Linked DNA regions of Homo sapiens: region 2 is linked to region 1. The links are chromatin loops, found by intact Hi-C in ENCODE. Cell type or tissue: natural killer cell. All regions are shown on one strand. Each heading gives the region's core, and the rest is flanking DNA. Links, peaks and the distances in the headings are about the cores only.

The links. A loop is a pair of places that touch in the nucleus more often than their neighbours do. Peaks named below come from ENCODE experiments on the same cell type or tissue, not always from the same donor. Only the 100,000 strongest peaks of a DNase experiment are listed, where the experiment ranks them.
Region 2: a loop joins it to region 1, with 4 times the contacts of the local background. A loop is called at or near these places in 2 of 110 quality-filtered maps.

What each region holds. Positions count from the first base shown.
Region 1 is chr22:27,141,785-27,157,069 of GRCh38, reverse strand. LOC107985534 (a long non-coding RNA gene) reads right to left here. Exons shown (of 3, transcript XR_001755607.2): 2 at 13,541-13,611; 3 at 7,846-10,346. Among named protein-coding and RNA genes, the nearest start is that of LINC01638, 75 kb to the left of the region's middle. In natural killer cell, for the core only: no CTCF peak of the experiment used is centred there; a DNase peak (open chromatin) is centred at 6,399.
Region 2 is chr22:27,077,874-27,093,158 of GRCh38, reverse strand. No RefSeq gene overlaps it. Among named protein-coding and RNA genes, the nearest start is that of LINC01638, 140 kb to the left of the region's middle. In natural killer cell, for the core only: no CTCF peak of the experiment used is centred there; no DNase peak of the experiment used is centred there.

The sequences.
Region 1 (15,285 bases), core at 2,902-10,901:
GCAAGCCCCTTGGAAGTGAAGGCCCTGCCTTCTTTATGGCTACATCCCAAATGCAGAATAGAATCTGGCACATGGGAGGTGTGAAGTCCTTGTTTGAATTTTTGAATGAATTATTCAATGAGAGCTGCCTCTTTGTTGTCTCCAAAGGGAGGCTGGAATAAGAAAAAAGGAGAAAGTGATGATTACAGAGAACCCACTCTGTACCTGCCATTCGGCCTAGGTTGGGCCCCATAAGTTAAAGAGAGAATCTCAGGCTCCACCTTTCACCTTAAAATTGATCAGCTGTTAAGACATTGACCCCCCGCCAAAAGCCAGTCCTCAGTGTAAGGTAAAATCTGATACCAGTGGTTAAAATCTTCTTTAAATATCAATCTAGTTACCTATACACACATTTATATTGCGATCTGTACCTACAATATCTTTCATCTAAATCTCATTTCAGTTTTGGGTTGATCATAACAGCAAGCATTTGAAAACTATGGAAAGACCCATCACTAAGGCACTAGTTTGACATATTGCGCTGTATTTAAGTACTGGAATATTCTGACACCACGAACATCAGATGGCCACTTATGAGCACAAGAAGGAATTCATCCAAGGGCATAAGTCAAACCATGATGGGACATGAGGGGGCTGCCATGTCTGAAAACCATGGCTCTTCATCTATAAACACATATGTGAGAGAGATGGTTAGAACTGTTTGAGCTAAATGTTAAGTATGGTCTTCCTAAGCAAGGAGCTTTCTGATGATTTTTGTTATAAGTTTCCATTCTCCCAGAATATTTCATATTAATTGTGACTTTTTTTCCCCAAAGCCCTAAAATGGCTGTAAGCTCATTGCTCTGGTATCTCATTTTCCCTTCCTCTCCTGTCTGATTGCCTGACCTTCCCTGCAGGTGCCATGATCAGTGTGTGATGGAGTGGGTCTGGGCCAATTTCTCCCATTTTGGCAAAGTCTCAGCTGACTTTGTTCGCGTTTTCAGTTCCAGAAGTCAAGGCCCCATATTGAGCTGGATTTTGCAAATATTTGATCCTGAAGCAGAGTCATCAAAAGTTCAGATGAGAAGGAGCCATGGAGATGATCAAGAATAAGCCCTATTTAGTGCAGATGGGGACACTGAGGCCCAGGAGAAGGGTGTTGGAAATAGCCGGTAGTCAGAGCCAGGCGTAGCTGGCTCAGAATGCTGGTTCTGTCACTTCCTGGCTGGGTGATCTTGAGCCAGTCCTTTCCCCTCTGTGTTATTCCATCCTGTATCTCATTTATAAAACTGGAAAAATAATAGCAATTTCAGCTAAGGGTTATTCTAAGGATGAAATGGGAGAGTAACTGGGCCTGAGCTTTTGAAAACTGCAAAACACTCTCAGATTAGAATTCTCACCATGAACTTGAACGAATATCCCCAACCATGGGAAATATATATATATATATTTATTTATTTATTTATTTATTATATATAATAAAAATTATATATATATAATAAAAATCGGGCTGGGTGCAGTGGCTCATATCTATAATCCCAACACTTTGGGAGGCTGAGACAGAGGACCTCTTGAGTTCAGGAATTTGAGATCAGCCTGGGCAACATAGCAAGACCCCATCTCTACAAAAAACAAAAAATTAGACAGCCTTGGCGGTGCACATCTATAGTCCCAGCTATTCCAGAGGTTGAGGCAGGAGGATTGCTTGAGCACAGGAGTTCAAGGCTGCAGTAAGGTATGATTGTGCCATGCACTCCAGCTTGGGAGACAGAATGAGACCCCATGTCAAAAAAATAAAATAAAATAAAAATTCGGATCATCAGAACACTGGAGCTCCTGGGAAGACTATACCAATCTCACATTTGCCGAGATTTGGAGTCTACGCTGCTGGGACTGAGTGGACCCTGGGATGTTCTTATTTCCCCTAGAGGCTGCCCTCTCCCCTCAATGAACAGCTTAAACTTTCTTACAAATGCCTCCTGGCTAAGGGCCTTCTGGGGACACTCTCAGAGGGTGTCTCTCCTGGGTTGGGGATCCTCTAATCAAGAAAAAGTGGTGGAGGAGGAAGTTGTGAGGAGAAGCAATAATCAACTCCGGGTCAGCAAGGCGGCTGACCAGGGGCCTAGCAGGAGGAAACCTCTCTGGAAAGGGCTCCCACCCAGCCGGCTCTCCCACAATGCACCAGGTGCCTTCTGCTGATAAGAACGGGCCGCGCAACCTTGAGGCGTGCGACAGGAATAGACGAGAAACGTGTCTATTCTTGAGGTCTGTAAAAGGAAACTCCTGTTTGCTGAAGAGCAGGCCGATAGGAGAGGAAAAGGGTCAAGGCCTTGGGTGTTATTTCCCCTCCGATTTTTTTGTTTTGTTTTGTTTTGTTTTGTTTTCCACTTTTTTTTTTTTTTTTAACTAAAGGGAAAAGGGAATGTTGCATTTACCTGGGAGGGTGGATGGCAAGATGTGGAGATTTAAAGGAGTTGGAATGAGCTCTGAGATTTCAACCCTGAAACTGTGATTTTGTCCTGAGTGTGAAGTTGTGGAAGACTTTTATTTCTTCTTTATCCTTTGCTAAATTTTGCCAGATATTCTTATTGTGAGTAAGCACTGTGCTTCTAATGAGGAAAAAATTAAATAAAAGTTGGCTTTGGATGCAAGTTTTGAATTTCATGTCTGTCTTTCATTTTTATTTTTAGAAATAGGGTCTCGCTTGTTGCCCAGGCTGGAGTACAGTGATGCAATCATAGCTCCCTGCAGCCTTCAACTCCTGGGCTCAAGTGATCCTCCTTCCTCAGCCTCCCAAGTAGCTAGGACGACAGTATACTCCACAATGCCCCATTAATTGTTATTTTTTATTTTTTTGTAGAAACGGGGTCTCCCTATGTTGCCCAGGCTGGTTTCAAACTTCTAGCCTAAAGTGATCCTCCCTCCTTGGCCTCCCAATGTGCTGGCATTACAGACATGAGCCACCGTGCTTGTCTGGATTTCATTTCCTGTTTGCTCTGAGTACAGTTACTAAAGCAGAAGAGTATGTTTTCTGTGATCCAGGGACAATCTCCAAGTGCGGTACTGCTCATCTAGAGAAGATGGACAAGACGGTTACATGCCCCACACTCCATTGCTGGGGAAATGTTCTGGAAAACAGCTGGGCAGTTTCTTATGAAGTTAAACATACACTTATCATATGACCCAGCATTCTCACTCCTGGATATTTACTGTAGAGAAACAAAAATTTATCTTCACACAAAAATCTATACATGAAAGTTTGTAGCAGGTTTATTCATGATAGCCCCAAACAGGAAATAACCCAGATGTCCTTCAATAGTTGAGTGTTTAAACAAACTGTGATACATTCATGTGATGAAATACTACTCAGCAATGAAAAGGGAAAGATCATTAATACATGCAACACCCTGGATGGATCTCAAAGGCATTATGGCAAATGAAAGAAAGCCAGTCTCAGAAGGCGATGGGCTGGGTGATTCATTTCCATAACATTCTCGAAGTGACATCATTACGATGGTGGAGAACCCATCAGTGGTTACCAAGAGTGGTTGGGGTGGGGTGTGGCTATCAGGGGTAGCCTGAGTTTTTTTGTGATGATCAACAGTTGTGTATCTTGGTCATGGTAATCGTTACTCAAATTTATATATGATAGGATTTCATGGAATTTTATACACACACACACACACACACACACACACACACACACACATGCAAAGTTCACATAAAAGTATAGAAATCCAGGGCTGGGCATGGTGGCTCATCCCTGTAATCCCAGCACTTGATTGAGTCCTGCTTGAGTCCAGGAGTTCCAGACCAGCCTGGGTGACATGGTGAAAACCTGTCTCTACAAAAAAAAAAAAAAAAAAAAAAAAAATACAAAAATACAAAAAAAAACAACAACAAATCTCCAGTGAAATCCAAATTAGGTTATTTTCGAATTAATAGTATTATACTAATGTCAATTTACAGGTTTTGATAACTTTACTATGGTCATGTAAGATATTATCATTAGGGGAGGCTGGGTGAAGGGTACATAGGAACTCTCGTGACAATTTTTGCAACTTCTTGGGAATCATAAACTATTTACAAATAAAATCATATTAAAAATATGAAAAGAAAAAATATTTTTAAAAAATCTACCTCCAGCTGGCCCTTAGGGTTAGTGGTTGAGGATAGAAAGGCAAATGAGGGCTATTTGAAAGAAACTCAAGACATGGTTCAGCATGCCCCTGAATGTCAATGTGGCCACAATTAGCAAACATCACCTCCAGAACCAGTGAGGCCTGGAAGAATCATAAAGTACAAAAGTCATGGCAGCAACAGTAGCTAATTATTCTCTTCCAACTGACTTATTGCTATTACCATCCTAAATTTTCAACAACAATGACAGCAATGAAAAACAGTCTCTAATGTCAGTAGCAGAACTACCCAGTGGTTGGGATTATGGATTCAGGATTCAGGAAAATTTGGTTGATGATGGCTTCTCTATCAAATAGCTGTGTGGTTCCAGGCAAGTATATTTTCCTAGCTTCTCTGAGTGATATATTGTCCATATAAAAATTGGATGCATCAGGATCCTTTCAGATTTGAGTAACAGAAACCCAATTCAACTTGCGTGAGAGACGAGGAATGTATTAGTTCGCAGAACTGTAAAATCAAAAGCTCTACTAGCTTCAGATATGGTTGGATCTAGGTGCTCACAGAGTGTTCTCAGAACTGTATCTCATCTCCACTCTGCTTTCTTTGTGCTGGTTTCATTCTTAGGCAGGACCTTCCCTCATGATGACAAAGGGGATGCCAATAACTCTAAGCCTACATCCTGTTATTGTTCAGCCCTTGTCATTGAAAAAACAGCCCTTTCCTGATAGTCACAGCTAAAGTCCTGCAATCAAGTCTCATTTCTGGAATTTATCACATGCCCATCTCTCTGACCATCACTAATACCAGAGGAATGGAACGCACTTATTAATCAGGGCTAAACCATGGCTGGACTCCTGCTCTCCCATAGCAGTCAGAGAACAACCCTATTAGAAGCACATGAGAATGTTTTTCGGGAAGAAAATCAACATATCTTTAGCATAAAGAAGGAAGATTGGAAATTGGGCTGGCAGAATCAACAGATGTCAGGAAAAGAGGAAAATAGCATCATTATAAGGACAGAATATTACATGAGACGGTTAAAGCACCCATTAGGAGGTTAACAAAGAGCTTTTCTCAACGAAGCACAGTGGCTCATGCCTGTAATCCCAGCACTTTGGGAGGCCGAGGCAGGTGGATCACTTGAGCTCAGGAGTTCGAGATCAGCCTAGGCAACATGGTGAAACTCCATCTCTACAAAAAATTTTTAAAAAATAGCCAGTGATGGTGGCAGGTGCCTGTAGTCCCAGCTACTAAGCAGCCTGAGGGGGGAGAATCACTTGAGCCAGGGAGGCAGAGGTTGCAGTGAGCTGCGATCACAACACTGCCCTCTAGCCTGGGTGACACAATCAGACCCTGTCTTAAAAAAAAAAAAAAAAAACAAAAAAAACAAACTTTTCTCTTTTCTCCACTTTCACTGGTCAATACTGTTATGAAATGAATCTGGTGCTTTGAAGAATTCAGCCTGCCATTTGCACCCACTCAGCTGTCTCAGGCAAGTCCCTCAGCAGCACCTGGCTCCCTTTCTTACAGAGCCTTCCCCAATCCTGAGCTATTTTCCATTAGTCCCCATTTGAGATTTTGCCTTCCTTACCAAACTGCTTGCCTTTGAAGAGTCTCATTTCTTCTTTCCTTTGAAAATTAGGGCCAGCCAGCATGAATGGCTGTGTGCCAGGCACAGTGCTAGACACTCTTCATTGTAAATTGTCACCCTAAGGGCAGATGGCATAGCTCCATTTTGCAGATGAACAAACTGAGTTTCAGAGGGGGACCAGCACATAGTTTGAAAATGGCAGAGCCTGATCTCAAACCCAGAGGCTTCAAATGCCATTGGCTTCAGAAGAAACCCCCTCAGTATCCCACAAGATTTCACCAGCGAAATTCAACCGGCAAAGCAGACCCAAGCATGGAACCTCCCCCACCTGCTCCAGTTTCTCCTGTTCCCATTCTAATGGGCTGCTATTTCTCTCTCTCTCTTTATGAAGCTGATCTACTGGAGACCAGGGCATTAATATCACTGTAAACCAAGCCCGAGATGGAGCAATTAGCGGCACAATTACTTCCTCTGCTCCACTTTCACCAGAGCCCAGAAATAGCATTCCATCCAGCATGCTATGCTAGGCTGGGGCACTGTTTTAATGGGGCTGAGGAACCCTTGTTCTTGCCCAATACATTATTAAAATGAAATGTGTGCTTATTATGATCAACCAACTTGTGCAACGCAAATCAGAAAGCACCTTTTTGGTGGCTGGATTATGGGCTGGTGTCAAGGAAGTCCCCTCGTCTTCTAAGCAAACCACACTTGTTCCCTCTTCACTCAATTGCTGTCCTTTCAACACACACGCACATGCACACACACGTACATGCGCACACACGCATGCATGCCTGATGGGCTTTTTTCTTCCTCTTAAAGTGATACAAAAGAAGCTCCTTTTCTTTATGTTTATCTTTTCCATTTCCTGCCCCTCCTAACCCAGGAAGTCTGGTTGCCGTTGTCTTATTCTGTGTGAGCCAATGTGTGCATGCATGCGTGTGTGTGCATGTGTGTGTGTGTGCTTGTGTGTGTGTGTGTTTCCTGGTCATTATTTTTCCTAACTGCATCCCCTTGAGTCGAAACTCAACCACGTTTGGAAAATAAATAGTGCTAGTGCTACATTTGTTAAAGCTGGAGCCCGTTGTCATGAGCAGCCTGGTTGTTGGGTACTCTGTGCGTGTGTCCAGAGAAATGGAATCATTCACCGGGCCAGGCTCTCTGGCTAAGCTAGGAGCAGTATTCTGTGACTCCCTTCAATGCCTGGTTTTCTGGGTTTCTTTGTTTGTTGGTTTGGTTAGATTGGGACACCCAGAAGGGCTGACATGTTTAGCCAAAGCCAGCATGCTTAGTGACGTTCGAGCATTTTAAGAAAATTACAAAAGCTCGCGTTTCCTGAGAACCTACTCTGAGCCAAGCACTATGCGACAGCTGCATCTACAGTGTCTGGATTGGATTTAGTTTTCTAGGTGTGATTCACCCAGCATGCCAGAGCCCTTGGATGTAGAATCTGGCATACAATAGGCAATTAGTATTAATAATAACAATAACTAGAACTCATTTGCATACTGTGTCCTGGGCAGTATGTAAATCTTACATGGTATTAATATTTTGTAGATTAATATTATATATTTAGTAATAATGTATCTGATTTAATGAAAAGTGTTTCCAACATACAGATAAAGATAGAGATAATATCATAAACACCAGCTTTTAAAAATCTTAACCTTATGGTCTCTTTGCTGCAGATTTTTTTCTTCTTGAACAAGACACTGCAGATAGAATCACCCTCTGTGTGCCAACCCTAATCTCAGTTTTCCCTCCTATCCTCCTACCACCAGCCTAAATTTGGAGTTTATTATGCCAATAGATGTTTTTAAATGTTTATTACACGATTATGTATCCATAAACATTATGTCGTGTTGCTCATGCAGGTTTTTAAACTTTATATAAATGGTATCTAGCCCTACATATCATTCTGCATCTAGCTTTTTTCTTCATACTTTACATAGATAATCACATTTAATCCTCGTAACAGCCTTAGGTGTCAGGCACCATTTTACGGATGAGGAAGGCGAGGTGCGGAAAGGTTAAAGCACAAACTCTAACATTAATTAAAGCTAAATATACATTTAAGCTGTGACTCAGCAATTTTATTCCTGAGTATATACCCCTCGAAAAACGAGTGTGCAGGGCTATTGAAGACTTGCACAAGAATGCCCATAAGAGCTTTATTCAAAAGAGCTAAAAAATAGAAACAACCAAAATGTGTATCAATGGGGAAATGGATAAACAAACTGTGATGAAGTCACACGGTGGAATATTATACAGCAAAGAAAAAGAATGAATGACGGCTGCACCCAATAGGAAAGATGCATTTCAGAAATGGAATGCTGAGTCAAAGAAGCCAGGCACAAAGGAAACATATTGTATGGTTCCACCTATATGAAGTTCAGAAATGGACAGAACTAGTTGATGATAACAGGGATCAGAGCAATGATTACTTCTGGGGGTAGAGGGCAAGATTGAGAAGGTCATGATGGCAGGGGCTGCTGGGTTATTGGAAATATTCTGCTCCTAATCGTAGTGCTGGTTACACAAGGTTATGTGTATTAGTCTGACCAGGCTACCATAACAAAATACCACAGACTGGGTAGGTTGGACAACCGAAGTTTACTTTCTTACAATTCTGGAAGCTGGAAGTGTAAGATCAGGGGCCAGCAGGTTTGGTCTCTCTTGAGATCTCTCTCCTTGGCTTGCAGGTGGCCGTCTTCTCGCCGTGTCCTCACATGGCCTTTCCTCTGTACACATGCATCCGTGCATGACATCAGTAAAATGGATTAGGGCCCACCCTAATGGCCTCATTTTACTTTACTTCTTTAAAGATCTTGTCTTCAAATACAGCCATTTTCCCAAGTTATGAAGGTCAGGACTTCAATAGATAACTTTTCAGGGGGTGGGAGGACACAATTTAGTCTACAACACTATGCACATGCAGAAATTCTTCAGGTTTTGCTTTTAGATTTATGCATTGTATTATATGTGTGCTGTGCCTCAGTGATGATGATGGTGACGATGACAAATCACTTGTGCAGATTCCTACATGTCACCCCAGCAGAGCCTATTTGAATCCAGACTGACTTCTGTATCTTGCACATGACCCTCACTCTGTGAATATTTACAAAAGGCGGGTGGAAGGGTTGGTAGAGTTACCTGCCAAAGGTCAGGCACTGATTAAGTGGAAAAGGTAATATTTGAACCTAGTTCTTCCTGACTCCACATCCAAACTGTTTTTTTTTTTTTGGTTTTTTTATCTGACCACTTCCAGGAACAAAGCCAGGGCTCTCTGGGCACCTGAGTATCCATTCTCTTTGTATCATCCATTCCATGTCCAGAACACATTCACATCCATGCTTATAGTTCCTCATTGCCTGAAGCCTGCTGGGTGGGGCATAGTATGAATACTTGCCCTCATCATCCCCATTTCACAGATGCATAAACAGAGGCCAGTCAGTATGCCTGCAGACTGTGGATAGAGCCTGAAGCCTCAGGTTAGGCAGCTTGCATCCAGCTGTGAGTCCCAGCTAGGGGAACTGAGTCAGCCGCCATCACTCCGTGTCTCGGTTTTCTGACCTCTCAGGTGGGTATCATGATGCTGGCTTTGGAGGGTAGCTGTGAGTATTAAATTACGCTGATGCAGGGCAGGTGAGCCCCCCAAATTGGGGTTTAGCTTGCGAGAGTTCTTGGCTTTGCCTAGGAAATAATTCAAGGGCTTCAAGGGCTAGCCAGTGGTGTTAGCAACTTTTCTTGAAGTGGCAGTGTACCACAGCAGCAGAGGTACTTCTTCTTGCAGAGCAGGGCTACCCCATAGGCAATGTGCCCAGAGTAGCAGCTCAGAGGCAGTCCTGCAGTCATATTTATACCCACTTTTAATTATATGCAAATTAAAGGGTGCATTATGCAGAAATTTCTAGAAAAGGGTTGGAAACTTTCCAGTCATCGGGTTGTTGCCATGGAAAGGGGCAGTAACTTCCAGGTGTTGCCATGGCAATGATAAACTGACATGGCACACTGACAGGCATTTCCTATGGAAAGGTGTTTTCACCCTGTCCCTATTTTAGCTAGTCTTCAGTTTGGTCCCGTACCTGAGCCCTGCCTCCAGAGTCAAGTCCCATGTCCTACCTCAATGCCATGCCTATAAAGGGGGTAGCACTGTGCTTGACACACCATCCAATCTCCTCTCTCTTTGCCTGAAGCTTTAGATTCCCTTTCGATTCAGGGTTCCTTGTTTGTGGCTTGGAGTTGGCCTCTGAGGTCTCTTGTGCTTAAAGATTCCATGATTTATGGCATTTTATGTAAACATTGAGGACACACTCAGCTCTGCACAGGACAGAGAGGAAGGAGGAGATACAGGCTGGCATGGTCTCTAATTCCAAGAGGGTAACAATAATGTTAGTGGGGGAGGCAACACATCCAGATCAGCTGTCCTCTGCTTCTTCTGTTTATCCTGAAACACCCTTAGGCCATGACTGCAACTCAGTGACAAGATTCGCTCCTGCATCTGGCTTGTGAAGGATTTGGAAGGGATGGCACAGCTTGGGATGAACTTGCACAGAGGACCTGGGCACTGGGGCATCATCCCCTGGGATGGCCACCCCACTGCAGCTGGCATTTACTGAGCATTCTACTCCATATTAGCCTATAAAACCAGAAGAGAAAACAAGAGCCTTCACCTCACAGAGCAACATAAAAATAACCTTAAAACAGGCATCTATAAATGTGGAGCTGGTAATTATTCGGATCTAGTTAACCATGCAACAAAATGGAATAAACTCGGCTCCATTAGCCTTACTGTAAAAGCACTTTTTGGTGATTCATGTTTATTAAACTGTTAACATTTAAAAGAGTGGATGCTCACTGTCATTTCTGCTTTGGAACCTGGTACAGAAGAAAATACACACTTGTGGGAAAGGGGATTGGATCCAGCAGAACTTGTTAATATTTCTCTTTTGCCACCCTCTGCTCAAATGAGAACTTCCTCAACCATTCACTCATTCACATTACAGGTATTTGTTGAGCATCTTTTATGTCTCAGGAGCTTGTCTAAGTGCTGGTGCTACCACAGTGAGCAAAACAGCTGCCTATCTCATGGAGCTGGTGTGCCAATGGCGTCAGACCAATCAAAGTAAGTAACTTCTTCTATGACTGGAGTGCCTGGCCTAAATCTCTACCTGGACAACATTAAAACTGCAACTCCTGATTCCCATCGCATTCTTATTCCCTGGCTTTAGCGTTCTTCCGTAATAGCTGCCTGAACCTGCTCCTGTCATGGTGGTTGCAAATACCGATTTGCTAATAATTATTTTTATTTTTATTTTTATTTAATTTCGAGATGGAGTTTTCCCTTGTCACCCAGGCTGGAGCGCAATGATGCGATCTCGGCACACTGCAACCACTGCCTCCCGGGTTCAAGCGATTCTCCTGCTTCAGGCTCCCGAGCAGCTAGAATTACAGGCACCCACCACCAAGCCTGGACACTTTTTTGTATTTTTAGTAGAGACAGGGTTTCATCACATTGGCCAGGCTGGTCTTGAATGCCTGACCTCAGGTGGTCCACCCGCCTCAGCCTCCCAAAGTGCTGGGATTACAGGCGTGAGCCACCGTGCCCGGTCCCTCCACAATTATTAGTTGGCTGCCTAGTGTGAGGAAGGGTTGTGTCTTCTTTCCTTTATCTATTTATTATCAGAATGAATTCTTACTTTATTCAGTGGTCTGTGATCCATTATTAAGGTCATTAAAAAGAAAAGACTGAGAAATGGTTCTAGAATAAAGAGTTGGATACTCAGGAGAAACTCAAGAAACATGACATCTAAATGCAATGTGCGATCCTAGCCCAGAGATCATGGGGAAACATTTCCGAAGTGTGTTATTAGGACCACTGGTGGAATTTGAGTAGGGGCTGCTGGAAAGGCTAGTGCGCGCATCCATGGTGAATTCTCCTGTTTTCGTGATTCTACTGTGGCCATGTACGAGTTTGCTTTGGTACTTAGAAACTGCACACTGAACTATTTAATGAGAGGGTGAGCAACTGTCCCGGTTTGCTCAGGACGCTGAGGGGTTTCCCAATGTGTAGGGCTTTCTGTGCTAGAGCTAGGAAAATACCAGGCAAACCAGGATAATTGGTCACTGTGGAAATGAAGCATCAAAACCACAATTTTATCAAATAGTTTAGAAAAAATTTAATTTATGTACATACTTATGTGTGTGTGTGTGTGTGTGTGTGTGTGTGTGTGTGTGTGTGTGTATACCTATATAGAGAGAGCAAGCTTCTATATATTTGGTGATAAATTTAATCAGAAAATGATTAAGAAATGTGACAATGGCCAAGTGTGGTGGCTCACGCCTGTAATCCCAGCACTTTCGGAGGCCAAGGAGGGTGGCTCATCTGAGGTCAGGAGTTCGAGACCAGCTTGGCCAACATGGTGAAACCCCGTCTCTACCAAAAATACAAAAATTAGCCAGGTGTGGTGCTGCGCACCTGTAGTCCCACCTACTCAGGAGACTGAGGCAGGAGAATTGCTTGAACCTGGGAGGCGGAAGTTGCAGTGAGCCGAGATCGTGTCACTGCACTTCAGCCTGGGCGACAAAAGCGAGACCCTGTCCTGCACCCCCCCCCCACCCCAAGAAAAGAGAAATGTGACAAAACATTTCCAATTGCTGAAGCTGGAGAAAAGCAAAGAGAAATGTATTGCTCTAGGGGCTGACAGAATAAAGTACCCAAAACTGGGTGGCTTAGAACAGCAGAAATGTGTTGAGCCATAGCTCCGGAGGCCAGAAATCTGTGCTTGAGGTATCAGCAGGGCCATGCTCCATCCAACCTGTAGGGGAAGGATTCTTCCTCGTCTTTTCCTGCTTCTAGTGGCCTCAAACATTCCTTAGCTTACAGCAGGATTCCTCCAATCTCTACATGGCCTTCTTCCTGTGTGTCTTCACATCATCTTCCCTCTGTGCATGCCTGTCTCTGTCCACATTTCCCCTTTCTAAAAGGACCCCAGTCATGGAGGATTAGGGTTCACCCTAGTGACCTCATTTTTACTCTGTTACCTCGGACAAGACCCCATTTCCAAAGAAGATCCCATTGCAAGGCACTGGGGATTAGGACATCAGCATCTCTTTTTTGAGATGACACACTTCGACACAGAGCAGTACTATTCTCACAACTATTTTGTAAATGTGCAATTATATCAGAGAAAAAGTTCTAAGAATACAAACTGGATAATGTTACTGCATCTCAAGACCCTCAGTGGGGTCCTGAGGCTCTTAAGATAAATCTCCGCAAGCCTCTGTGATCCAAGCTATATAAGTGAGAGCCCCAGATGGGTCAGTTTAGGAGACTTTGAAAAAAGAAACTATTTTCTTTTTTTTTTGAAACACAGTTTCACTCTTGTTGCCCAGGCTGGAGTGCAGTGGTGCAATCTTGGCTCATCGCAACCTCTGCCTCCTGGGTTCAAGTGATTCTCCTGCCTCGGCCTCCCGTGTAGCTGGGATTACAGGTGTGCGCCACCACGCCTGGCTAATTTTGTATTTTCAGTAGAGATGGGGTTTCTCCATGTTGGTCAGGCTTGTCTCGAACTCCTGACCGCAGGTGATCTGCCCGCCTCAGCCTCCCAAAGTGCTGGGATTACAGGCATGAGCCACCACACCCAGCCAGGAACTATTTTCAAAGGTAGGGGAGAACCCCAAGGGCTAGTAACAGTGGGGAGCTGCCACCCCCAGGCCTGGAAGGACAGGGGACAGAGTGGGGAGAGGAGGCCGTGTGGGAAGGTCCTTGACAATGCAGCTTGCCCTATAGTGTCCCTACATGCAGGAAGCTGGAAGAGACAATATACCCACCTCAGAGTCCTCCAATCCTTGCATCTATTGCTGGCTCCCTGATGGCTGGCTGCAACCTGAAGTCATCAGTGCTGTGAAAGACACACCACATGGTTATTGTCCTGAGCACCAAGCATAGAGGAGCAGGGTGGAGAGTGGTCCACAGGGGTTGTGGCAGGTGCTGGCTCCAGTGCTCTCCACTTTCACTCCCACATTCATCTTACACACCAGCTTCACCTGTGTTAGCACCTGCACTTCCTCTACCTTCCTCTACCATCTTGATCTCTATCTATATCTTGGCCCCAGTGCACAGCAACCTATATCCCCTCTCTACAGCCCTCATCAAACTAGAGCTTTGTCTTTTACATGATCAGTGATCCACAGCTCAGCTCTGTGTCCCCCTCCAGAGCATGAGCTTCCCAAGGGCAAGAACAACCCTGTCTGATTTGCTCTTCTCTGTAACTCTTTCCGAGTGCACATAGTAGGTGCACAATAAAGAGCTGGCAAAAAGGCCAGGCGTAGTGGCTCACAACTGTAATCCCAGCACTTTGGAAGGACAAGGTGGGTGGATCACTTGAGGTGTGAAGTTCGAGACCAACCTGGCCAACATGGTGAAACCCAGTCTCTGCTAAAAAAAATACAAAAAATTAGCAGGGTGTGGTGGTGCACACCTGTAATTCCAGCTACTAGGGAGGCTGAGGCAGGAGAATTGCTTGAACCCAGGAGGCAGAGGTTGCAGTGAGCCAAGACTGTGCCACTGCACTCCAGCCTGGGTGATGGAGTGAGACTCTCTGTGTCTCAAAAAAATGCCGAGACTCTCTCTCTCTCTCTCTCTCTCTCTCTCTCTCTCAAAAAAAAAGAAAAAAAAAAGAGTTGGCAAATGACTAAGGAAATGAGGAGCGCAGGTGAAGAAGACTGGGAAGTTATCCAAAGAAAATGGGAGAACGGGACTGATATCCAGGTTTTTTGATGCCCACACCAGTGACTGCAGCACCCCCCACCTCCAAAACCTATAGCTTAGTCAACTTCATTTTTAAAGGATTACTCTGCCATCCCTTTGGGGCCCTTTTACTCTGTGAAAAACTGCTTGCAAAGTTATTCAGGGAGCAAGTGCTCAGAAGAAGAAGACTTGTTGCTATTTTCTTTTGTAAGGTGAAGTGTTTATGGATGTAATCTCACAGGCAGTTTGAAAATCTCCAGGGAGAAGAAACCAGAACCTTGTTAGGAAGAGAAGTGAGGAGTAAAGTTTGCTCTGTTAGGTGAATCAGGAAAGGACACTTGTATGCATGCATAAACAGAGAGAGAAGGTTTGCAACTGAAGAATGTATAGAATTTACAAATATACAGAAGCTCAAACCCTCATTTTTTTCTACAGAATTAGCTATGTGTGGCCGGGTGCAGTGGCTCACACCTGTAATCCCAGCATTTTGGGAGGCCAAGGCTGGCGGATTGCCTGACGTCAGGAGTTCGAGACCAGTCTGGCCAACGTAGTGAAACCCCGTCTCTAATAAAAATACAAAAAAAAAAAAAAAAATAGCCAGGTGTGGTGGTGCGCACCTGTAATCCCAGCTACTCGGGAGGCTGAGGCAGGGGAATTGCTTGAACCAGGGAGGTGGAGGTTGTAATGAGCCAAGATCATGCCACTGCACTCCAGCCTTCAGGTGGCACTGGGTCAAGTCTAGGGCCAGGACACCTTGGACAGGTCTCTTCACTCTCAGTTTTCTTGTCTTTAAATTGGGATAACAACAATGTTGACCTTGTTCATG
Region 2 (15,285 bases), core at 4,604-12,603, 66 kb after region 1:
GTACTATGTGTGAGTTGCGTGATATGTATATGTATTGAGTATACATGCATGTGTGATGTGTGTGTATGTTGTGTATGTGGTGTGTGTGTGCTGAGTGCATGCATGTGTGATGTGTGTGTATGTTGTGTGTGTGGTGTGTGTGTGCTGAGTGCAGGCATGTGTGATGTATGATGTGTATGTTGTGTGTGTGGTGCCAGCATGTATTAGGTGTGCATGTGTGTGTCATCTATGAATATGTTGTGGGCATGTATGTATGGCGGGGGTGTGTACTGGCCGTGCATATATGTGTGTGGTGTATGCGTGTACTGGTTTTGCATGTATGCATGGTGTGTGTGTATTGGTTGTGCATGTATGTGAGGTGTGTGTGGTGTGTGTGTATTGAATATGCATGTGTGTGTGCAGTACTCTGTGTGTGTGTGCTATGTGGTGTGTGTGTGTATCCATGCCTGTGCTGTTGTCACCCTCTTCTTGGCTAGGTAAGTATCCTCCGAGCTCCAAGAACTGGGTAAATAGGAAGCTGCGTGTAAATACTTCCTGGACCCTGATTTCTACAACTTCCCACCCGGACGTGAGTGTTCCTGTCTTTCTGTAGACATTTTAGCTGCCATGCTTTGGAGAGCGTGGTGTGATCCTGAGCCCAGAACTTTCTCTTTACAGACTCGGCTCATCCACCCACCTGCCCTTAAAGTGAAGCCTGATACCATCTCCTCTTTGCAAAGGAGCAGACTGAGCACCAGCCCGAAGGAAATGCGCAAAGGGCACGCAGATGTTGAGCACAGGGACCAAGCCCAAGCATCCTATTCAGATACTGATGTGTCTCCGAGAGCTGGCAGGGACTTCTCAGACTTGTCCCTGCCTCCAGCTGGCCTTCTGGGCTCCCAGGAATTTCCTCAGTTGTGTTTGTATTTTTCTATTTCATCTTCTCTGCCCCCAAAGTCTGAATTCTGTACCTTGGACTCCATCATTTTCTCTCATTTCTTCCTCTTTCTTTTTTCTTCTTCTCTTTTTTCCTCTTCCCTCCTCTGTTTCTGTCTTAGTCTCTGTCTTTCTTGCTCCTTCAGGAACATTTTTCCATTTGTTTTCTTTGCTCCCCTCTCTCTTCCCCCCTCCTTTTTGCCTGTATGTCCTCTCTCTGAGTCTGTGTCCTGTCCTGTCCTCTCTGTGTCTTCCTGTCTCTTTCTGTTTCTGCAGGACCTTCTTCCTGCTCTGGCTCTTTGTCTCCATTTCCTTCTGTTTCTCTCCCACCCCCTCACACCGTCCCTCTGTCCCTCTATGTGTGTGTGTCTCCCACTCTGCACCTGCATCTCTGCCTCTCTCTGTCCGTCTCTTACCACCTCCCAGCTGCTCCCATCCATTCACTTTATTCAGCCTCTCCCAGGACGATGCCACAAGCCCATCCATCCTAGTTGCAGCCAGGACTCTTAGGAAGCCCCCGAGTCCCCTGATGGGGCTCAGTAGGTGACTTCTCTCCCCACTGCCTCATCAGGGCTGTTCTACAGTGTGGCCCTGTCTCTTCGCTGTCTGTTCTCCAGCCTTTTCTTGTCCCTTGTCTCCTAAGCCCTGTGCCCTGTGAATGCAGCTTCTCCAGATCGCGTCACCTGTCTCATTTAGTCCTGGCTTCCTGATGCAGGTCCCAAAGGGACTCAAAATAGGAGAGGCAAGGCAGGCGAAGATACCTGTTGTCCTCATTCTTCCCTGCCAATCCCAAGTTGCTGGCAGGACTGCCTCTACTGGAGCCCATGTCCCTGGCAGATGGTCCTCTCTGGCAGCCAGGCCTCTCTGTGGGTTCCAGTCCAGGCCTAAGGGTGCTAGCAGCTCCCTGCTGTTGCTAACACTGAGGTGCACCATCTCTGTGGGTCCCCCCATCCACCCTTTTATTGCTGTTTCTTTCATCCCATTCTCCCTCAATGACCCCTTTGGAGTTATTTCCTGCTGCATCCCACTTGTTTTCTGCTTTGACATTGATGGATGCCAATATCCTGCTTCTGCCGAACTCCAGTACCACCCTCTCCCTCTCTGTTCTCCTCTATCCCCTCTCCAAACCTCTGCTTACACCTGCCTTTCTGCACTGGGCCCAGATCTTCTCCCCAGCCAGACTGGAGCACTGCATGAGCAGAGACCATGCCGCGATCTCCCACGCCTCCATCTCTTACGCCTTCAGCCTCGTGCAGAGTCAGCTCTTGCGGATTGTTAAAATATAAATTAACGAGTCAAGGCAGTGGGGGAGAGAGATCATGGCCTGCGTGCCAGTGAGGCGGGTGTGTCTGCAGAGCTGCCTGGGGTGCTACAGAGGCATCCACCCTGCGCCCGTCGCCTCCCCTGGCAGGCCTTCCCATCAGAGCTCTTGCAACCCTGCGGTGGTGGGGGAGTTCCTCGACAATGGAGCACTGCCATGCTCTGGCCCCCGCCGATTCCACGGCACCTCTTTGCACGCCCCCAGCTCACGGATGGGAGGGCTCCCCTGCTCCTGGCTCCTGTTCAAGCTGCCTGGTGAACTAAATTGATTTTTTATCGTTGCTCTGGAGTGAGCTTAATGAATCTGTTAGTGACGGCTGCCTGCCCCAAACGCCTCTTGGTGCCCGCGCCACCAGAACGGCTCTTCCTGAGGAGGAGGCATTATTTAAGGCTCAGCCTGTGCTCCTGAGAGCAGCTGGGCATCAGCTGGGCCATGCCTTGCTCTTCCTGGGGTGTTTCTCTTGCTGGGGTGGGACTGTAATATGGGTCAGAAAATGGAAAGGCAGTCCTGAAAAAGAACGAAGGAAATCCCAGCTACTCGGGAGGCTGAGGCAGGATAATCCCTTGAACCCAGGAGGCGTAGGTTGCAGTGAGCCGAGATCGCGCCATTGCACTCCAGCCTGGGTGACAACAGTGAAACTCTGTCTCAAAAAAAAAAAGGAACGAAGGAGGTTTATCTTAGTGTGTGTTTCTAGGGTCCAACCATCCATCTGTTCCTCCATCCATCTATCCATCTATCCATCCATCTCTCCATCCATTCACCTATCCACACATGCACTCCACCAAACCATTTGTTCATCTGCTCATCCATCTGTCCGTCCACACATCTGTTTGTGCATCCAATCTTCCAAACATGCATGTAAGCATCCATCCATCCACCCATCCGTGTCTCCATGGTTTCATTCATTTATTCATTCATTTTATCATGTACACAACTTATTCTGAAATTCCCAGCATCCTTACTGTGCCCTACGGGGCCCCACATAGCTGCCCTCCACCTATCCCTCATTATTCTTCCACCTTACTCCACTCCAATCACCCTGACTTTGCTGCTGCTCAGACTTACCTCAGGCCCTTTGCACCTGCTGTCTCCTCTGCCAGAAATGCTCTTTCTCCTGCACCCGCGTGGCTTCCTCCCTTCTTTTGCTAGGTCTCTGCTCAAATTTCACCACTTCCTCAAGGCCTTCTCTAATTACTTTTGATGTAAATTAGCAACTCCCCTGTCACTCTTTATCCTTTTCCCCCCTTTTAACTTTTTCAGAGAGCTCCCTGCACTCTGACATTATAGCACACATTTATTTATCTTGTAGTCCATTGTCTTCTGCTAGAATCAAATTCCATGATGATAAGAGCTGTGCCAGTTTCATTTGCTGCCACATCCCCGGGCCCTAGGACAGTGCCTGGCATGGAATTGGCACTCAGTGAGGTTGATTTATTGAATGGATTATTTAATTAGCTAATAACATGTTCTGTCACGTCTGTCACCTAGTACAAGGCACAGTCTTTCCCAACACAGGATGCCAGGTCCCTGGAAACACAGGTTAGGTGGGGGCTGTGGGGACTAAGAGTTGAACCAAACAGCCACACAGGTGATTATAAAATTTCATTTGGGCTAAGAGCTCGAAGAAGTCTCCCTGGGTCTGGTAACATATTTAAGTTGTTTCAGTTGTGTTTTTGTGGCTCACATCCAAGGTATCCTATCTGGCCCCATCAACTGCCTAGATGCCAGCTGAAGCTAGACTGGGTTTCTCAATTCTTTGCTGCCTCTGTCAAGGCTTCCAGCTCCCCTTCTACTGCCTATCTATGCCCCATGCCTTTCCTTGGCATGGAGAGAGGAGACACAGGGGGCAGGCAATCTTTGCCTCTCTGAGTTGGGCCTGGGCCTCGTTCATAGCATAAATATCTCTGAGTTGATTCTCCTACATTTTCCCATTCTTCCATTTGGGACCCAGGCCTATGGTCCTTCCATGCCTAGAGGAAAAAGTGCAGACATAAGCCAGGGGCCCTTCCTGTGTTTTGTTAAATGTCTTCCTGCCTGAAAATATGGCCCTAGATGTTCTCAAGAGGGGAAAGGAAACAGCACACTTTTGGGGCAAGAGGAATGCAGTTGGAGCACCTGGAAACCAAAATGAGGTTGAGGGATGGAAGGTGGGGAATGTACCTGAGTATATTGGGGAGGTGACCAGATCTTGGAAGGAAGAATTGTGGGTGAACCCAGGGAGGTGTAATCCTGGCTACAGGGGTTCCCTGAGACCCTCTTCCCCAAGTTCCCAATGCTCGCAGCTTGAGTATAGCCAATCATGGCTGCTGCAGATGAAATTTCCCTAAACAGTCACAGCAATATTTCCAATCCTACCTTATTCGAATGCCGTACCATATTCCATCAAGAAGTAAAATCTTTTCCCCCTCCTCTTGAACGTGGGAGGGCTTGTAGACTGCTCTGACAAATTTATATTAATAGTGATACTATGTGACTTCTGAGGCTAGGTTGTAAAGATGGAGCTTCCACCTGGCCTTCTTTGTCTTGGGATGCTCAGTCTTGAAACCAACTGCCATGTTGTGAGGAAGCCCAAGATCCATGGAGAAGCCACATGTGGGTGGATATTCTGGGCTCTAGTCCCAGATAAAGTCTTAGCTTATAAACCACCACAAATGTCAAATATGTGAGTGTATTAGATTTCAGAGATTCCAGCTTCCAGACTTCACGAATTCCAGTTGAAATCCTAGAGAACATGAAGCAAAGACTTCATGTTCAGCTTCATGTGGCCTGCCTGAACTCCTAACCCACAGATTCCATGAGCATAATAAATAACTTGTGGTTGCTTTACACCACTGAATTTTGGAGTCATTTTTTTACACAGCCAGAGTAATTGGGACAACAGCTATATATAAGAGTACCCAGTGCTAGGCACTGTCCTAAGCATCTTACAAATATTCATTGATTTAATATTCAAAACGTATGTTAGAAGGCCTATCAATATCTCAATTTAATAGTTGAGGAACTGAGGCACAGGGAGAAGAAGTAACTTGCCCAAGTGGAATTTGCACCCAGGAAGTCTGGCTCCAGAGCCCACACTGTTAACCACTGGGAACGGCAGCCTGTGGCAGTTTGCATCCTGATGATAGTGGTAGGACCATGAAGCTGGTCATTGGTGTCCCAGCTTGATATTTTCAGATACATGATTTTGAGGTCTTGCTGTTGTTGCTTGTGATCAAAATTAGAGGTCTTTCCAATGCTGTAGGATGAGATTTCACTGTCGAATTTAAGTTGATAAATTGATAGATAGATGGATGGATAGATAGATAATAGATAGGTAGATAGATATATAGATAGATAGATAGATACATAGATAGATAGATGGATAGATTAGAATGGATGACGAGATGGGTAGATAGGGAGGGAGACAGATTTGGATGGATGGAAAATAAATAGATGGACAAATGGGGTAGATAGACAGATTGAATGGATAGATGGGTGGATGAATGGACAGATAGTAAGTAGATAGATAAGTAGATAGATAGATTGTTGTTGGTGTTGTTTTTTTTCGTGTCAGAGTTATGGCCAAATGGTAAACATCTGTGATGTATGCAGGATCTAAGAAAGACAAATTAGAAATCGAGTCCCAGCTCCATTTTTCACGGACTTTCTCAAAACCTCAGTTTCCTCATCTGTAAAATGGGCATGATCCTAACCATGGCAAGGAATGTGACAAAGATTTACTGAGAGATAACACTTGCAGAGCACCTAGCATGGTGCCAGCACCTTGTAAATGCCTGGCTCATCCTTACCCCATCCTCTTGTCCGTGCCCTTAGCTTGTCCTTTCTCAGGCCCCCACCCCCTGCCCCCAGCTGGTCTGTGCTCCCAGGAGCTGTCTCACGCAGCGGGGATGCCCCATCACCCACTGCCTGAGAGCGGGGGGTCACAGAAGTGCATCTCCCTCTCCTGTGTGATGCCACGTTCGCTGGCAGCCTCCCGGCGCCCAGCACAGCTGCCAGGCCGGCACGCCTCCTTTCTCACAGCTGCTGGGATGCGACCTTGTCTATCAGGAGGCCCCGGGAAGCCTGCTGAGTATGCTCCCAGCTTGGTAGGTGACATAAATATTTTCCAACATGCAGGCAACAATCTGATTGGTGCCTTCCCTAGAGTACCAAGCTCCAGGCTTGGGGCTGCAAAGGCAGAAAGAAAGAAAAAAAAATTCCTTTTGCCAGTGAAGTCTGGCTCCTTCCTCCTGTGAAGAGTTTAACTCTTCCCGTCCCCGATCTCCTTGTGCAGTCCGCGTTCCCATTCAAACTGCTGACATTCAGCAGGATATTGGCGAGTGCTTACGGTGATGAGGACTGCCCTGGCCCCTGCCCTCCCAGAACACACAGAATATCCACAGCAGCATCTCAGACTTGACACATGTTAGAATGACCCAAGGGGATAATGACATAGTGGTTAGAATTTAAAATGTATTTTTTAAATAGTCCATATCTCTTAGAGATGCATACAGCAATATCCAAGGATGAAATGACACAGTGTCTAGATTGGCTCCAAATTAAGACAAGAGGCAGTAAATTGAGGGAGAAGTGGTGTAGCTAGAACAAGACGGGCTAGGAGTAGAGAGCTGTGGGAGTTGTTCATGCAGCTCAAACTTGAGTGGGCAGCAGAACCTCCTGCAGGGCTTGTCAAATGCAGATTTCTGGAAGCTACTCCAGATACTCACATCCAACAGGTCTGGGATTGGGGGCAGATGCTGCAGGTCTAACAATGCCAGAGGGTTCTGCTGTTGCTGCTACTAGACTACACGTTGCTTTATACTATCCTTTCTACTTTTGTGTATGTTTGAGAATGTCCATGGTAAAAAATTGTTTTAAAAATGTAAAGAATCCATTTTCAAGAGATGCTGAGGCAGGAGGCCTGGCGTGGGGTTTGGGAATCTGCATTTTAATGGGCTCCCTGGTGCTGCTGATATAGATGTTCCATGGTGCACACTTTGAGAAATGCAGGGCTAGGGCAGGCAGACAATTATCTTACCATGTAGTACGCACCATCCTGATGGCAGCCCCAGAAGGCTTCTGGTGAGTCCTAAACTGAAGCTCCACGGAGGAAGAGCTGAAGTTAGTTAGGTGATCATGAGGAAGGGGAGGATGCAGAGGGAATCACACATGCTAAGGCCCAGAGGCAAGAATCAGCAGTACATCTTTTGGAAATGGAAAGAATGATGCAGCTCAAGGAAGTGGGGGTAAGAAGGGGAAGATTTCCAGAGATGAAGCTGGAGAGGTCAGCAAGAGTCAGGTCATGCAGGACCTTGTGGACCATGCCAAGGAGTTTTGACTTCATCCCAGGGACAGTGGGAGCCATGGAGGGTGTTAGGGACCTAATGTGATCATATATGTGATTTGAAATAATGTTTCTGGCTGTGATGTTGATCATAGATGGGAAGGAGTAGAAGCTGGGAGACCCAATGAGGGGGCCTCAGTAGCAACTTGGCTTGAGATGACTGACAGAGAGATGTACAGATCCAAGGGCTCTCTAGGAGGGAGAATGAACAGTACTTGGAGGCTAGATTCTCAAAGGATTTAAAGGCATTTGTGTAAATGGTCCAATCACAGACTGTGATAACAGAGAGAAGGAAGACAGGATAATCTGGGGAAAATGACTGCAGGGTCTGAGGAACGTTTCCTACATTTGTCATTTAAAACCCTCCCACCCTAACCTTGGCATCTACATAAGGTCTAAGGTAGCTCTAGAATAAGACATTGGCTCTAAAAGCTCAACAACTGAGCTTAGTCTTCATCATTTTTATCTGTGTGACCAAGGAAGAGTCTTGTAACCTCCCTGGACTTCAGGCTTCCTGGCTATAAAATGGGAAGACACTACTCAAGGTTGATAAGGCTCAGAACTATGGGAGCTCATGTATGTGCTGAGAACATGTGTCTCCACCCAGCAAACTCCTACCTGGATTCAGAATCCATCTGAGGCATCACCTGCTCCTGCTAGCTCAGATGGGACCAATACCGCCCTTACAATCCTTTCAAATGTTAGGCATGTCTCTTTTGTGACAGTAACAACCCTAAAATGTTTTGTTTTGCTTTGTTTTATTTTGTTGTTTTGTGTCTGTCTTTCCTGCTAGATCCTGAGCTCGGAGTATCTGTGGTGACTAGCCTAGAACTTGACTCACGATAATGCTCTACAAATTCATTTATTTAAGAATTATTCAGTTGAGCCCCTACTATGTACCAGGTGTTGGGAAATACAGAGGTGAAAAATAATAAATGAATGAATAAATGAATGGAAATTTTGAAGCTCTGTGAAATGGAATAGGGGGGCTTTCTATCTGGCAGCCAACGGGATAAGCATTTTTCAAATGGACTATCTTGTTTAATCCTTGAAACTTTCAGAAGGAGAGTGTCTAGTTTCTAACTTTCAGATGAGAAAAACTGAGGCTTGAAGAGGCTAGGCCGGAAAAGATGCCTCAGCCAGGGAGCACTGCTAGCAGAGGTAAGCCCAGGGACTCTACATTCAGAGCCCATACTCTTAACCTCTTCACCCACTGCCTCCTTAGGTAACACTTTCCTGGAAGCCAACACAGAAAATAGAGCCTGGATAGTTATGTAATTCTCCCCAGCTCATAAACAGAAGCAAACCAAACTCCTGGGTGAGACAGGAATGTTCTTGCTTTGAAAGTGGAAAATAGTTGCATAATTTTTGTAGTTCTATTTCTTGAGCAGATACCCATTGTGGTGTTGGCATTTTCTTTTCTTGTTTTGTTTTTTTCTTTTATGTGTTTTCTTTCTCTTTGAGACAGGATCTTGCTCTGTTGCCCAGGCTAGAGTGCAGTGGTGCAATCATAGCTTACTGCAGCCTCGAACTTTTGGGCTCAAGCAATCTCTCTGCCTCAGCTCCCCGAGAAACTGGGACCACAGGTGAGCACCACCACACCTGACCAGGTTTTCTATCTTTTATAGAGATGGGGGTCTTACCAAGTTGCCCAAGCTGGTCTCAAACTCCTGGGCTCAAGCATTCTGCCCGCCTTGGTCTCCCAAAGAGCTGGGATTAGAGGTATGAGCCACCTTGTCCAGCCCCATTGTGTTTTGATCACAGTGGAAAGCAATCCGCATGTGTTAACTTCGTATGGGTAAACAGGGCAGATCCCATTTAACATAGGAAATATGCAGCACTTAGTGAGGTAGAGAGAGAGCCTTGCTTAATGTCATGCAGCAGAGATTTTAGGGGTCAGTGGAGTCTGCCTGACACCCAGGCCCAGCCTGGTCCCCCTCTATCCACCAGGCTGCTCCGACACCCCTCACCCTGGGGACACAGGACACTATAATAAAGAACGTGGTCAGGGCAGTTTTTACAGCAAACACAGGAGGCATCTGACCATGGTGGCTTCTGCTTCCAATTTGAATTAACTTCAAGGGCAAAACATAAAGTAAATAGATTCAGGCAGGTTGCAGCAGACCTACATGTCAGGCAACGCTAGGCATTTGGAGGGCCTAACTGCTATAAGGTAGTCTCAGAATCCCCTGCAGAAGGGAGGCCAGCATATCCCTCATTTTCTGGGCTCCAATGGTGCTGGGCCCATCCCAGCCTCTGAGATAACCAAGGAGCGGTCTGGGATGCAGCTCCCACAGCAGAGCTCTGGCTATGCTGTGATAGCTGGAGAGTCCAGCCCTGCTACTTCTCCCAGGCTGGCGCAGGTGGGGTGAGTGTACTAGATGTCACCTTGCAAATCCTCCCCTGGGAATATTGGGCTTTGTGGGGGAAAGTAAGGAAGGAGATCAACATAGATTCTCACTTTATTCAACCAAATAAATTCCAGATGGATTTTGTAAACTCAGAGTCAAATGTAAAATTTAATAAAAAATTTGCAGACAAAAATGGGGAGTTAATGGTACCAGGGAGAGGAAGGCATTTCTTAAAAAGAAAAACAAAGAAATGAATCACAAAGAAGGGGAAAATTGGATAGATTTGTGTACCTGAAATTAAACTGGAAAAAAATTGGTATGACTAAAGCCATCATAAATGAAATGAAAATCCAACTGGTGAACTGATGAAAAATATTTGCAACGCTTGTGATAAACAAATGCTTAGTGCCCTCAATATTTTTTTACAAAGCTCTTGCATATCTAATAGAAAACATTAAAACCCTTGGAGGAAAAGAGTCAACAGAAATGGACAGCTCCCAGAAGAAGAAATGCAAATGACTAAATGAACAGATGAAAAACATGCACATAGCCAATTTCACTAGGAGGAAATGGTGGGTTTGGAACACATTTTTAATGCGTTTATTTCATGTTGGCAAGAGGAAGTCAAGATAGATCCCTTGACCATGGCAGGAGGAAGAGTCATTTTTCTGGAAGGTATCTGGCTGCCCGTCGTGTACCTTAGAAATTTGTGGTTTCTGACCCAGTGATCCGATGTCCAGGAACTCATCTTCAGAGAAGATCGTAGACACAGAGGTTGGAATCGTCTTACATATTCATAGGTTGTTACGGATGGTACATAAGATGGAATTCTGTATGGCCATTTAGAAAACTTGTGAAAGACTAGTGATTAAGATATAATACGGTGAAAATACACAGGAAACTGTATTTTTAAAATGACTTTGATATGTGTGTGAGCATGTGTCTGGATGGGGCTACATCAATTCGGAAATATTAGTAGAAGGATATTCACCATAAAATTAACAGTAGGTTGGGGAATTGGTGACCATGTTTCATTTTCTTCCTTCTATTTTTGTGTATTTTTTTACATTTTTTATTATAAACACATTTTTATAATAAGAGAAAGTTTCCAGTCAATTCAGTAAAATTAGAAAAGCCTCCCTCAGTTTGGGGCCATTTGTGTTGGCAGGTGCCTCAGAAGGTGTGTATTGGTAAGGCAGCATTTCCCAGCCTCTGCAATCTCGGTGACTGGACACTCTGGGGCAAATAATTCTCTGCTCTGGGGGCTGTAGGATGTTTCATAGCACCCCTGGACGGTAGGGCCACCAGATGCCAGTAGCATACCCCCCACCAAATATCAAACAACCAAAAATATCTCAAGAAGTTGCCAAAATGTCTCCTCACGGGGTAGGGAGAGCAAAAATCACCCCCAGTTGAGCACCAGTGAGGCAGGGATAAGGAAGAAGTACTTTTCATCTGTTGTCTCTGGGGGTGCCATTCATCTATCCGTATTTTGTTCACTTATTCGTCCAGCAGACATTTTCAGATCCTTGTTCTGAGAGCTGGGAGACCTGAATTCTAGTTCCATGTCAGAATTTCACTGTGTGGCCTCAAAAAGTCATCTACGACTCATTTATTTATTTACCAAACACTCCCTGAGCCCTTCTTTGGTCCATGGCCCCGTGAAGGTGTTGTACATGGAGAAGCAGTGTTGCATAACCTCATGCTCTGCCCTCGAGGAGGTCACCGCCCAGTAGAGGCAGCCCCTGTATAAACTGGTATGTTTAGATTTAGTGGGATGAGTGCTCACTGAGGGATGTTAGAGGGAGATGGATGGATGAATGAAAGAGAGAGACACTAATTGACGAGAGCAACACAGATGGCAATGATTTTTAGTATAGCTTTTTGCCTCTGTACCACAGTTTACAAAGTGGAACATTAGACAAGAGATGGTATATTCGGTGGGATAACCAAGGAGAGTTTAACAATAGGATATTAATGACAGCGTTGGAGGAAGACAGAAAGAGCAATAGGGACGATGCAGCACCTTTGCAGGGAGGAGTAGCAGGGAGCCCTTCCAGCCCTAGGCTGAAGGGTGCTGGAGGAGGTGAGTGATACTGGATGCTGGAGGCAGCTGTGGCTGCCTCTGTGAGAAACACTGGGTAGAGCAACCTAGCCACAGCTGACCCAGAGCCAGGCAGGGAGGGAACAGAGGGAAGAAATATCCCAACCTCACTCCTCCCACCCTCCAATTTCCTGACATCACCTCCCATTGGCTGAGCCATACTGGAAGCCAGAGAGCAAGGGACACCGCTGAAATGGCCCACAGTCAGCTGCCTGAATCCAATAGCAGTGGGGTGGGGGAGAAGAAAGAGGATTGAGAGGGGCACACAGAAGATGTCCAACACAGAAAGCACCACGCCTAGCCTTCTCTTTCATCCCTACAACAGTCTTTTAAAGTAGATTTTATTATCCACCTTTTTAAAGAGAGGAAGGAAGCTGAGGTTCAGAGAGGTATGGTGATTTTCCCAAAGTCACACAGAAAACATGGAGATAGAAGAGATGGAGCTGGGATTGAAACCATAGTTTGCTTGAGCCTCTAAGCACCAGGCTTTGTAGTTAGGAGGACCTGGGTTCAAATCCCAGCCCTCACACTTAGTGGCTTTCAGCCTTGGACAATACCTGTGGGTCTCTAAATGTGCTTGTCCATAAAATGGAGTTAGCGATTCCTTCTCCAATGGGACTGTTGAGGGCTGGATCTGGAGTGTAAAAGGTGGGAGCCTTCCTGGATGGTGAGAGAGCTGACTCAGGCAGGCCACCCCCTGTCTGTTCCCCACCAGGCAGTTATTAACCAGAACATCAGATTCTGCATTATGCATGGGGCAATTTGTCCGCCTCCTCCTCCACCTGCAGAATCGATCTTCACGCTCAGCTGCCTCATTGAGATTCAGGTCTGCAGCTCTGGGACTCCATCCCGGCATCTGGTCAATAGCTTATATTTTTAATTTGTCAATAATCAGTCCAGACCTTGGCCAGAGCCCTGTGGAGGGCTCAGCAAGATTGCTCCGCCAGGGAGGGGGAGGCAGCACTGTGCATGGAGGGGAACGGACTCTGAGTCAGGCTGGCAAGCCCAGGTGAGTACCTGTGGTACATGTGGGTACCCACGGCAGCCTGCCTCTCAGACCATGTCTCAGGTGTCAGGAGGCCTAGGGAGTCATGGAACCTGAGTTCCAATCTCAGCTCTGCCACTTTAAGGGTAAGTGCATTTGGCTGGGCATGGTGGCTCACTTTTGTAATCCCAGCATTTTGAGAGGCTGAGGCTGGAGGATCTCTTGAACACAGGAGCTTGAGACCAGCATAAGCAACGTAGCAAGGTCCCCATCTCTACAAAAAATTAAAAAGAGGCCAGGCCTGGTGGAGAACACCTGTAATCCCAGCTACTTGAAAGCTGAGGTGGGAAGATTGCTTCAACCCAAGATTTTGAGGCTGCAGTGAGCTATGATTGCACCATTGCACTCCTAGCCTGGCAGGCAGAGCAAGACCCTGTCTCTCAAAATAATAATAATAATAATAATAATAATAATAATAATAATAATGATAGGTGGACTCAACCAACAGACTAAACCACTCAGAGCCCCCATTTCCCCATTTGTCTAGTAGTTGCTGTAGTAATAGCACACAACTCACAGGTTTGTAGAACAATCAAATGAGTTAATTAATACATGTGACATGCCCAGAACCGTGTCTGGCATGCAGTGAGCACATTACTATATACATTAGCTATTATTGTGATTGCTTTTAGGAAGTCACCCAAGAGAGAAATTGGTAAGTAGACAGTGATTATCAGCATACTTATGAATTCCCAATGCAGATGGGAAAGCTGATACTCACAGAGGGGAAGTGATTGTCCCCATTTTACAGATGAAGAAGCTGAGGCTCAGAGAAGTGAACTCACTTGCCCAAGGTCACACAGCTGGGGTCCAGTGGAGCTGGCACTGCAAGCCCACAGAGTCTAACTCCAGGCTCTATGCTTCTAACCACCATGTGAATAAAGATTCTACATTACAAATGTCAAAAACAAACCTTCCTGTCTTCATTCTTGGCATTTTTAGGTAATAAGTGCATTTCCTTCTTTTCTCCCTGACAAGCAGGCACCAAGTGCCCACAGGATGGCAGGGGAGGTGAGGAGAAGGGCAAGAAACTCTGTTTCTCCTCGTGGGTTCTTACCCATCCTGTTACTAAAGAAAACCTCAGCTCTTACCCGTTCTGTGCTCCTCCCTAAAGAAAAAGCCCAGGGGAGGCCATGGGAGCTGAAAGAGAGGAGCTTCAGGAAGGTAGTGTTGGTCAAGGAGGAAGCAGACTTCTGTCCATGGTGAGCAGACAACCTACAAAAGGGGAGAAAATGTTTGCAAACTATGCATCTGACAAAGGTCTAATATCCAGCATCTATAAGGAACATAAACACATTTACAAGAAAGGAAACCCATTAAAAAACTTGGTGAAAGACATATACAGATACATTCTTTTGTTCTTTTCAAAAGAAGACGTACATGCAGCCAAGAAGCATGTGAAAAAAAAGCTCAACATCACTGATGATTAAAGAAATACAAATCAAAACCACAATGAGACACCATCTCACACCAGCCAGAGTGGCTATTACTAAAAAGTCAAAAAAATAAGATGCTGGTGAGGATGTGGAGAAAAAGGAACGCTTATACACTGTTGGTGGGAGTGTAAATTAGTTCAACCATTGTGGAAAGCAGTGTGGTAATTCCTCAAAGAACAAAAACATAAATACCATTCAACCAAGCAATCTTATTACTGGGTAGATACCCAAAGAAATATAAATCATTCTATCATAAAGACACACGCATGCATATGTTCACTGCACTATTCATAATAGCAAAGGCATGGAATCAACCTAAATGCCCATCAATGGTAGACTGGATAAAGAAAATGTGGTACATACACATCATGGAATACTATACAGCTGTGAAAAAGAACAAGATCATGTCCTTTGCTGGAACGTGGATGGAGCTGGAGGCCATTATCCTTAGCAAACTAACACAGGAATAGAAAACCAACCATCACATATTCTCACTTATAAATGGGAGCTAAATGATGAAAACACATGGACACATAGGGGAACCACACACGCTGGGGCCTACCAAAGGGTGGAGGTTTGGAGGAGGGAGAGGATCAGGAAAAATAACTAATGGATACTAGGCTTATTACCTGAGTCATGGAATAATCATGTACAAGAGATGCCACAAGTTTACCTATATACCAAACCTGAACTTAAAATAAAAGTTAAAAATATATAGTTAGTGTTAGAGCCAGGACTTGAACACAGGACACCGAAGGCTAGTCCAGGGCTTTTTGTCTGTTCATGGCTT